Linked DNA regions of Homo sapiens: region 2 is linked to region 1. Evidence: chromatin loops called from intact Hi-C (ENCODE). Cell type or tissue: mesothelial cell of epicardium. All regions are shown on one strand.

Region 1 (5,000 bases):
ACATATATCACAAAGTAATGCATAAAATGACAGTTTTGTAAAAATTGGTATTTAAGCAACCTTCAAATGAGGATCATGATGATTTCATTATATCCCTAGATCAGTATACACTCTTGATCTCCATGAGTAGGTGATGCATTTTTTATTTGCCTTATAAACACTTCATTATGTAAAATAAAATTAGAATTCTTGTTAAGTGTAAGCTATATGAATCCTTTAAAAATACATTAATGTATTTTGAAAATTTTTAATAAATAATTGGAATTTTCCAAATTAAAAGCTATTGAAAAACAATTTAAAAGCTTTCGAAAGCAAAAGCAATTCTGGATTGTCTTTAAAAACACAGAAGTGATGTTTTTAAAGTTAGAATATCTTCAAATGCTTTTATTGTATACAACTGACTGCAATTTTAAGTTACCTCAAGTTTTTCCACATTTTACTTAGCTTTTTAAATCACAAATAAAATATAAAAAAGCTGGCAGTAGAATGTTACAGAAAACAAACTTCCAGGAATTGCCCAGGAAATAGTAAAGATTCAGTCTAATTTCTCACAACTCATTATAATAAATATTGATGTTATGGATGCTAACATGAGATTACCAAACTTCAGTCAATAAATATCTATTGCTCTTCAGTGCACTGTACATACTAAAGAGAATATTTTTATTTCCAGCAGTAAGCAACTCCTGAACTTAACTGGCTTAGGGACCTCTTCTATAAACATTGCAGAAACCTGCAAACATGTCTATCATAATACCTACTATACTGCATTTGATTATGTTTTTCTCTATTCATTTCCTTCTTGCCTGAAAGCTCCTTGAAGTGATAATAGAGTTTTATTACTTTTTTTTTAATATATAGTGCCCAGATAGTTTTAATCTATAGTGCCTAGACAATGAGAGCTCAGGAAATGTTTGCTGCTGACATACAGGAATGAATTTTAAAAATCACATTTAGACATATACACTAAGAAAATTTGATTTATAGAATATTCCTGTGCTTCAAAGAAAAAGGCATTTTATTAATCTCTTATTTATCTGGCAATGTAATGTCATACTTTATTTCCCATCTTTGTATTAAGACTTTATCAACATAAAACCCTTAACAAAGATTTTGTTGCAACTGGAAATTTACTTGGTATTTTCTAAAATTTAAGTCAATGTATCACACCTTGAAGTCATACAATATCATAAGAAAATTTTAATGATGGATAATGCTTTTAATTACTATAGTCACTTTCAACATGACATTGATGATATTTTTATTTGCTTGTCTTCTGAATCTAATGTATGACCTAATAGTATGCCTCTGGATAGTTAAAAATATAACAAAGAGAAAATAAATGACTGAAAGTGATAATAATATTTTTAGTTATGTATTATTATTTTAAGGAATGCATTTGATATTTATATATACCTGTTCATTACTGAATAAATAAACTATAATTTATTATTTATTATTACCAAGGTAATACACCTTTGTTATAAAAAATGCTGAGCAATAAGAAGAAGAAAAAGTTTACTTAGAGTCCCCTGAAAAAAAGATACCCAGTGGCAAACATGGTAATTTTTCTTTCCCTCCTTTATCCATGTAAAGTTTTACATGGTTAAAGTCATAACACATGTATTTTAAAATAAAGCAAATATGTTCTGGTAATAATTTGTTTCTTCAGCAAATATTTTTTGGCACCTACTATGTGCTATGTACTCTTCTGGGTACTTGGGATATATCAATGAACAAAATAGAAAATATTATTGCCCATGTGCATCTAAAGCTCTGGGACCTACAAATATAAATAAAAATAAATAAGGAAATTGCATAGTATGTTAGAATATTCTATCAAAAACGAAAGCAGGGAAAGAGAATAGGAGATCAAGGAAGGAGTCTAAGATATAAATATAGTCAGATAAAACATGACTGAGAAGGCTAGTTTTGAAAATGGCTCCGAAGTAAGTAATAGAATGAATCCCAGAGAAATTTAGAGTAGAAGACCAATGACTGTGATGAAACAAAAACAGAAAGTTATTGTGGTTGAAGCAGAGGAAACATGGGAGATTATACTGAAAATAAAATACAGTGAGACTGTATTAATCCATTCTCATGCTGCTAATGAAGACATATCTGAGAACACCTAATTTATAAAGAGGAGGCGGTTTAATAGACTCACAGTTTCACATGGCTGGGAAAGCCTCACAATCACAGGGGAAGGTGAAGGAGGAGCAAAGGCATATTTGACAAGGCAGCAAGGAAGAGAGCATGAGCAAAAGGGAAAAAGTCCCTTATAAAACCATCAGATCTTGTGAGAACTCACTCACTATCATGAGAACAGTATGATGGTAACTGCCTCCATGATGAAATTACTTCCCACTGGATCCCTCCCATGACACATGGAGATCATGGGAACTACAGATAAAGATGAGATTTGGGTGGGGACATAACCAAATTATATCCTTCTACCTCTGGCCCCTCCCAAATCTTATGTCCTCACATATTAAAACAAAATCATGCCCTTCCAACAGTCCCCCAAAGTTTTGCCTCATTTTAGCATTACCTCATAAGTACAAGTCCAAAGTCTCACCTGAGACAAGGCAAGTCCTTTTTGCCAATGAGCCTGTAAAGTTAAAAAAAAAAAAAAAGTTAGTTACTTCCTAGATACAATGGAGGTACAACCATTGGGTAAATACACCCATTAACAATGGGAGAAATTGGCCAAAACAAAGGGTCTACAGGACCCATGCAAATTCAAAATCTAACAAGGCAGTAATTAAATTTTAAAGCTCCAAAACAATCTCCTTTGACTCCCTGTCTCACATCCAGGTCATGTGATACAAGAAGTGGGCTCTCACAGGCTTGAGCAGCTCTGCCCCCTGTGGCTTTGCAAGGCACAGCCCCTCTCCCAGCTGCTTTCACAGGCTAGCATTGAGTGTCTGCGGCTTTCTGAGGCACATGGGGCAAGCTGTTGGTGGATCTACCATTCTGGGATCTGGAGGACGGTGGCCCTCTCATAGCTCCACTAGGTGGCACCCCAGTAGGGACTCTGTGTGAGGGCTCCAACCAAGTCCCCAAACTGCAAAAAGCAGCAAGTCTCTGGGCACAGGCCATGAAACCATATTTTTCCTCCTGGGCCTCCTGGCTTGTGATGGGAGAGACTACCTTGAAGACCTATGAGATGCTCTGGAGACATTTTCCCCATTGTCTTAATAATTAACATTTGGATCCTCATTACTTATGCAAATGTTTGCAGCCAGCTTGAATTTCTCATCAGAAAAAAGACTGTTCTTTTCTATCATATCATCAGGCTGCAAATGTTCTGAACTTTTATGCTTTGCTTCCTTTGTTTTTAAATTATACTTTAAGTTCTGGGACACATGTGCAGAACATGCAGGTTTGTTACATAGGTATACATGTGCCATGGTGGTTTGTTTCACCCATCAACCCATCATCTACGTTAGGTATTTCTTCTAATGCTATCCCTCTACATGCTCCCTGCCCCCGGACAGGCCCCAGTATGTGATGTTCCCATCCCTGTGTCCATATGTTCTTATTGTTCAACTCCCATTTATGACTGAGAACATGTGGTGTTTGTTTTTCTGTTCCTGTGTTAGTTTGCTGAGAATGATGGTTTCCAGCTTCATCCATGTTCCTGAAAAGGACATGAACTCATTCTTTTTTTATGGCTGCATACTATTCCATGGTGTATATGGGCCACATTTTCTGTATCCAGTCTAACATTGACGGGCATTTGGGTTGGTTCCAAGTCTTTGCTATTGTGAATAGTGCAGCAATAAACATATGTGTTTATGTGTCTTTATAGTAGAATTATTTATAATCCTTTGGGTATATACCCAGTAATGGGATTGCTGGGTCAAATTGTATTTTTGTTTCTAGATCCTTGAGGTATTGCCACACTGTCTTCCACAATGGTTGAACTAATTTATGCTTTCACCAACAGTGTAAAAGCATTTCTATTTCTCCACATCCTCTCCAGCATCTGTGGTTTCCTGACTTTTTAATGATCACCATTCTAACTGGTGTGAAACGGTATCTCATTGTGGTTTTTATTTGCATTTCTCTAATGACTAGTGATGATGAGCTTTTTTCATATGTTTCTTGGCTGCATAAATGTCTTCTTTTGAAAAGTATCTGTTCATATCCATTGCCCACTTTCTGATGGGGTTGTTTTTTGCTCGCAAATTTGTTTAAGTTCCTTGTAGATTCTAGATATTAGCCCTTCGTCAGATGGATAGATGGCAAAAATTTTCTCCCATTCTCTAAGTTGCCTGTTCACTCTGATGGTAGTTTCTTTTGCTGTGCAGAAACTCTTTAGTTTCATTAGATCCCATTTGTCAATTTTGGCTTTTGTTGCCATTGCTTTTGGTGTTTTAGTCATGAAGTCTTTGCCCATGCCTACCTGACTTTATACTACAAGGCTACAGTAACCAAAACAGCATGGTACTGGAACCAAAACAGAGATATAGACCAATGGAACAGAACAGAGGCCTCAGAAATAATACCACACATCTACAGCCATTTGATCTTTGACAAACCTGAAAAAAAACAAGCACTGGGGAAAGGATTCCCTATTTAATAAATGGTGTTGGGAAAACTGCTTAGCCATATGCAGAAAACTGAAACTAGACCCCTTCCTTACACCTTATACAAAATTAACTCAAGATGGATTAAAGATTTAAACATAAGTCCTAAAACCATAAAAGCCATAGAAGAAAACCTAGGCAATACCATTCTGCCTCCCTTTTAAAGATAAGTTCCAATTTCAAACCATATATTTGTGAATGAATAAAACTGAATGTTTTTAGGAGCACCTAAGTCACCTCTTGAAGGTTTTGCTGCTTAGAATTTTTTTCTGCCAGACACCCTAAATCATCTCTCCCAAGTTCAAATTTCCACAGATCTCTAGGGCAGGGGCAAAATACTGCCAGTCTCTTTGCTAAGCCATAGCAAGAATCACCTATACTCCAGTTTCCAATAACTTCCTTATT
Region 2 (5,000 bases), 120 kb after region 1:
CTAGAAAAGTCAGACATACTACATGATAATAGGTTAAATAAATGCTATTCAGTTCATTAAGTTGATAGAATTATGCATTCACAAAAAAAAGACCCCTGAATTTGGATAAATGTATAGAAAATGTCACTCCCATGAAAGAAAAATTAATTATAAAAATAAATGAAATGAATGTTTTTTACAGAATTTTCTTAAAGGTATTCCATTATACAAAGTAGAATTTTATGATGCCAATTTAACTGTCATTAGAAAGACTATATTTTAAAAGTTAACTAATACATGTCAGGAAGAATGATTGTCTCTTTTCAGGGGAATTGTTGATAAATGATATAATGACAGAGGTTTTTGCTCACAGCTAAGAATGATTAGAAAAGGAGGTTTGGATATAATTAACTTAATAGTATGTTTCTCCTAGTGCTAAGGAGAGGTTGGCCATTAACTGTATTCTAATATATATATAGAAATTACATACTTGAAATAGAGAAGCACACAGCAGGGTTTTATATATTTAAGGCAATTTTATGTAAGATAAGACCATTTTTTTTTCTGCCAATTCCTAATTCATCAAATTGCTTTCACCAAGAAAAATGTTCTGTTGTATAAAACAATACGTCTCCAATATCTGTTAGGTATCACACATTTTGCATTCTTTTATGTATCACATAACTGTGGATACTGTTTTTTTCATATATACAAATAATGAGACTTGATCAGACTAACAAGTACACTTATATTGTTCAGCTTATGTAGAACTTGATCTTGTTTTTTTCTTTTCCCCTAATAGACAGCTATTCATTGAAGTAAAATAGACAAAGTCAATCTCTTTCAGACCACACATTTAGTACCAAGATATATTATGAGGAGTAACTAGATTTAAGTCCACATTTTAAAAACAATATTTTATCAGTCTTCTTAATATAGAACCCAACAACAAAAGTAACTGCATGAGAATAAAGTTAATATGAACTGAGTTTAGAGATACTGATATGCAAAATTTTCTTGAGAAGTGAAATAGTGATTTAATCAAGAAAGTGGGCCCAAGGTTAAAGTTGCTAGTTTCAAATACTGGCTCAGTCAACTTATCTGTGCCTCGATTTCTTTCTCTTTTTTTTTGAGACAGAGTCTTCCCCTGTCGCCTGGGTTGGAATGCAATGGCACTATCTCTGCTCACTGCAACCTCCACCTCCCAGGTTCAAGCAATTCTCCTGCCTCAGCATCCCGAGTTGCTGGGATTACAGGCACACGCCACCACGCCCGGCTAATTTTTTGTATCTTTGGTAGAGATGAGGTTTCAGCATGTTGGCCAGGCTGCTCTTGATCTGTCCGCCTCGACCTCCCAAAGTGTTGGGATTACAGGTGTCAGCCACCACACCTGGCCCTGTGCCTCAATTTCTTCAGCCATAAAATGGGAATTTTATCATATTTACCTCACTAGTTTGTTAGAAGGGAAAGAGTTGATTAGATAAGCCAATGTAAATATAATCCTCAAGAACTGCCCTAGGGCACAGTAAGCAAAAAATAGATACTAACAATTATTATTACCTAATGAATATGTGAACCTACATATGTTTTTATTTTATCTGGAGCTATACATAAACATATGCAGTTATAGTTTCAATTGACAATCTTCTTTTCACAAGGATTTACAAAGAGTTTAACGTTTAGAATTCCCAGGATTTTTGTCATGGCCTGTAATAAGACAGTCACACAATTTTGTTAGCTCAATTTGAATCACTTTACCTTATCCTACTCTATTGATCTGATATTGTCTGTTGCTTTGTGTCATAATGTCTCTGTCTCTCCAGATAAACTGGCTGTTAGCCTTTGACAGTCATGTTACTACAACTTATGTGATGTCTAATCCATGAACCTAAATGTTTATTGGCTGATATTATCACATCTACTCTGTGCTAATCCTTACACATACCCAGTTGGATATGAATATGCTCATTTTGTAGATGGGAGAACTGGACCTTTAATGTTAAATGACTCCATATCACACAGTTCTTTACATGTCCAAGTAAGTCAGAATTCAAACTTAGACAGACATATACAACCCCAAAGGCTTTGCCCTGTTGCCTTCATCATCCCAGGATTTCTCTTGATGCCTTAATTCCCAACCTCACTGTTCTTAGTTTGTTCTCTTTCCCAATGGATGGTGACTGGCAAAAAGAGAGCTTGTGCAGGGCAACTCCCATTTTTAAAACCCCCAAATTTTGTGAGACCTATTCACTATCATGAGAACAGCACTGGAAAGACCCACCCCATAATTCAATAATCTCCCACCAGGTCCCTCCCACAACACGTGTTAATTATGGAAGCTACAAGAGGAGATTTGGGTGGGGACACAGAGCCAAACCATATCATTCTGCCCCTGGCCCCTCCCAAATCTCGTATCTTCACATTTCAAAACCAGTCATGCCTTCCCAACAGTCCACCAAAGTCTCAACTCATTTCAGAATTAACCCGAAAGTCCACAGTCCAAAGTCTCATCTGAGACAAGGCAAGTCCCTTCTGCCTATGACCATGTAAAATCAAAAGCAGGTTAGTTACTTCCTAGATATATTGTGGGTACAGGCATTGGGTAAATACAGCCATTCCAAATGGGAGAAATTCGCCAAAACAAAGGGGCTACAGGCCCTATGCAAGTCCAAAATCCAGCAGGGCCGTCAAATCTTAAAGTTCCAAAATGATCTCCTTTGACACCATGTCTTGCATCTGGATCACATCGATGCAAGGATTGGGTTCCCATGGTCTTGGGCAGCTCCACCCCTGTGGCTTTGCAGGGTAAACCCCCCCTCTCGGCTGTTTTCACGGGTTGGCATTGAGTGTCTGTGGCTTTCCCAGGCTCACGGTGCAAGCTGTTGGTGGATCTACCATTCTGGGTTCTGGAGTACAGTGGCCTTCTTCTCACAGCTCCACTAGGTGGTGCCCCAGTAGGGACTGCGTGGGGGGGCTGTGACCCCACATTTCCATTCTGCACTGCCCTAGCAGAGGTTCTCCGTGAGGGCCTTGCCCTTGCAGCAAATGCGTGGGCATCCAGGCATTTCCATACATCTTCTGAAATCTAGGGGGAGGCTCCCAAACCTCAGTTATTGACTTCTGTGTGCCTGCAAGCTCAACACCATGTGGAAGCTGCCAAGTCTTGGGGCTTCTACCCTCTGAAGCAACAGCTAGGGCTGTACCTTGGCCCCTTTTGGTCATAGGTGGAGCAGTTGAGATATAGGGCACTAAGTCCCTAGACTGCACACAAGATGGGAACACAGGGCCTGGCCCACGAAACCGTTTTTCTTCCTCAGCCTCTGGGTCTGTGATGGGAGGGGTGGCTCTGAAGCCTCTGACATGTCCTGGATACATGTTCCCCATTGGGGAAAATGGGGCTTACGAATGGTAATCCCCAAAATGGGGATTTACCATTTGGGTCCTGATTACCTATGCAAATCTCTGGAAATTTTCTGAACGTTTATGCACTGCTTCCCTTTTAAAACTGAATGTTTGTAACAGCACTGAAGTCACATCTTGAATGCTTTGCTGGTTAGAAATTTCTTCCACCAGATACCCTTAATCATCTCTCTCAAGTTCAAAGTTCCATAAATATCTAGGTCAAGGGCAAAATGTTGCCATTCAACAAGTCTCTAGGGAGTTCCAAACTTTCCCACATTTTCTTGTCTTCTTCTAAGCCCTGTAAACTGTTCCAACCTCTGCCTGTTATCCAGTTCCAAAGTAGCTTCCACAATTTCTGGTATCTTTTCAGCAGCGCCCCACTACCAGTACCAATTTACTGTATTAGTCCATTTTAATGATGCTGACAAAGACATACCCAAGACTGGGCAATTTACAAAAAAAAATAATAATAAGTTTAATTGGATTTACAGTTCTACGTGGCTGGGGAAGCCTCAGGATCATGGTGGAATGCAAAGAGGAGCAAGTCACATCATACAAGGATGGCAGCAGGCAAAAAGAGAGCTTATGCTGGGCAACTTCTGTTTTTAAAATCATCAGATCCCCGAGATCCATTCACTGTCATGAGAAAAGGATGGGAAAGACTTGCCCCCATAATTCAGTAATCTCTCACCAGGTCCATCCCACAACACTTGGGAATTGTGGGAGCTGCAAGAGATTTGATGGGGGACAAAGAACCAAACCATATCAAGGTGTGAGTATAATTTTTAATGTGAATATAACAATATTATAAAGTCCAAGTAACTTAATTTAAAATAAACTGTTGAGTTCAGGGGAACAAATGCTTCATCATGTCTATTAAATGTTTACCTTAATGTAACCTCCAGATATGGCATGTTCATAGTTGTATTCCCTCTCAACAACTAAGACATTGTCTTTCTCAATAAATGAAACTTCAGTAAAAATTGTCAGAGCAGGTCTGCCCCTCCCACAGTAAAAGAATGCTACTGTGCATACTTGCACTCAAATTATTTTTTTATCTATTGGTATGACTTAAGACTAGTGACTTTCACAATAGCTGCTTCTCTCATTAGGGAAAATGTCGGCAATTGTGAAGCCATATCCTTAGCCCACAGTAACGAGATGTTAAGCCTGAAAGAACTGCAACTCATTTACTTGTCTAGACCTTCTAAATTTTAAATTTCAGTTGAGCAAGATCACTAAATATTTAAAATTGAGATGTTTTATTTCTTTGTGAAATTGATTTTACAGAACCATTTACAAATCTTTAGGCTACACAGAAATTATTTAAAATATTTTTATATTTATTCTAATTAAGTAAATAACATGTAAATAAATGTGTATTCATTGAATAACTTCTTTTGGACAGATAATAATGCTACTCACCACCTTATATAATTCCATATTGTAAGAAGCTTCAGAGACGTGGATTTTTCTGTTTTCAGGACCTGAAATATATTCCTACATAGAGTAAATGGTAAGTTTAATCAGAAGATTATGTGATTAATATAGCTAATTTTGTTTTATCTTTTGGATGATGTAACCTATCCCTGGCAAGTGTGAAAAATGACAGTATATAT

What was found. Peaks named below come from ENCODE experiments on the same cell type or tissue, not always from the same donor. Only the 100,000 strongest peaks of a DNase experiment are listed, where the experiment ranks them.
Region 2: it touches region 1 in a loop (8-fold over the local background); 2 of 110 quality-filtered maps call a loop at or near these places.

The regions. Positions count from the first base shown.
Region 1 is chr1:102,547,970-102,552,969 of GRCh38, forward strand. No RefSeq gene overlaps it. Among named protein-coding and RNA genes, the nearest start is that of OLFM3, 550 kb to the left of the region's middle. RefSeq lists a silencer at 2,980-3,099. In mesothelial cell of epicardium, no CTCF peak of the experiment used is centred here; a DNase peak (open chromatin) is centred at 3,020.
Region 2 is chr1:102,672,695-102,677,694 of GRCh38, forward strand. No RefSeq gene overlaps it. Among named protein-coding and RNA genes, the nearest start is that of COL11A1, 430 kb to the right of the region's middle. In mesothelial cell of epicardium, no CTCF peak of the experiment used is centred here; no DNase peak of the experiment used is centred here.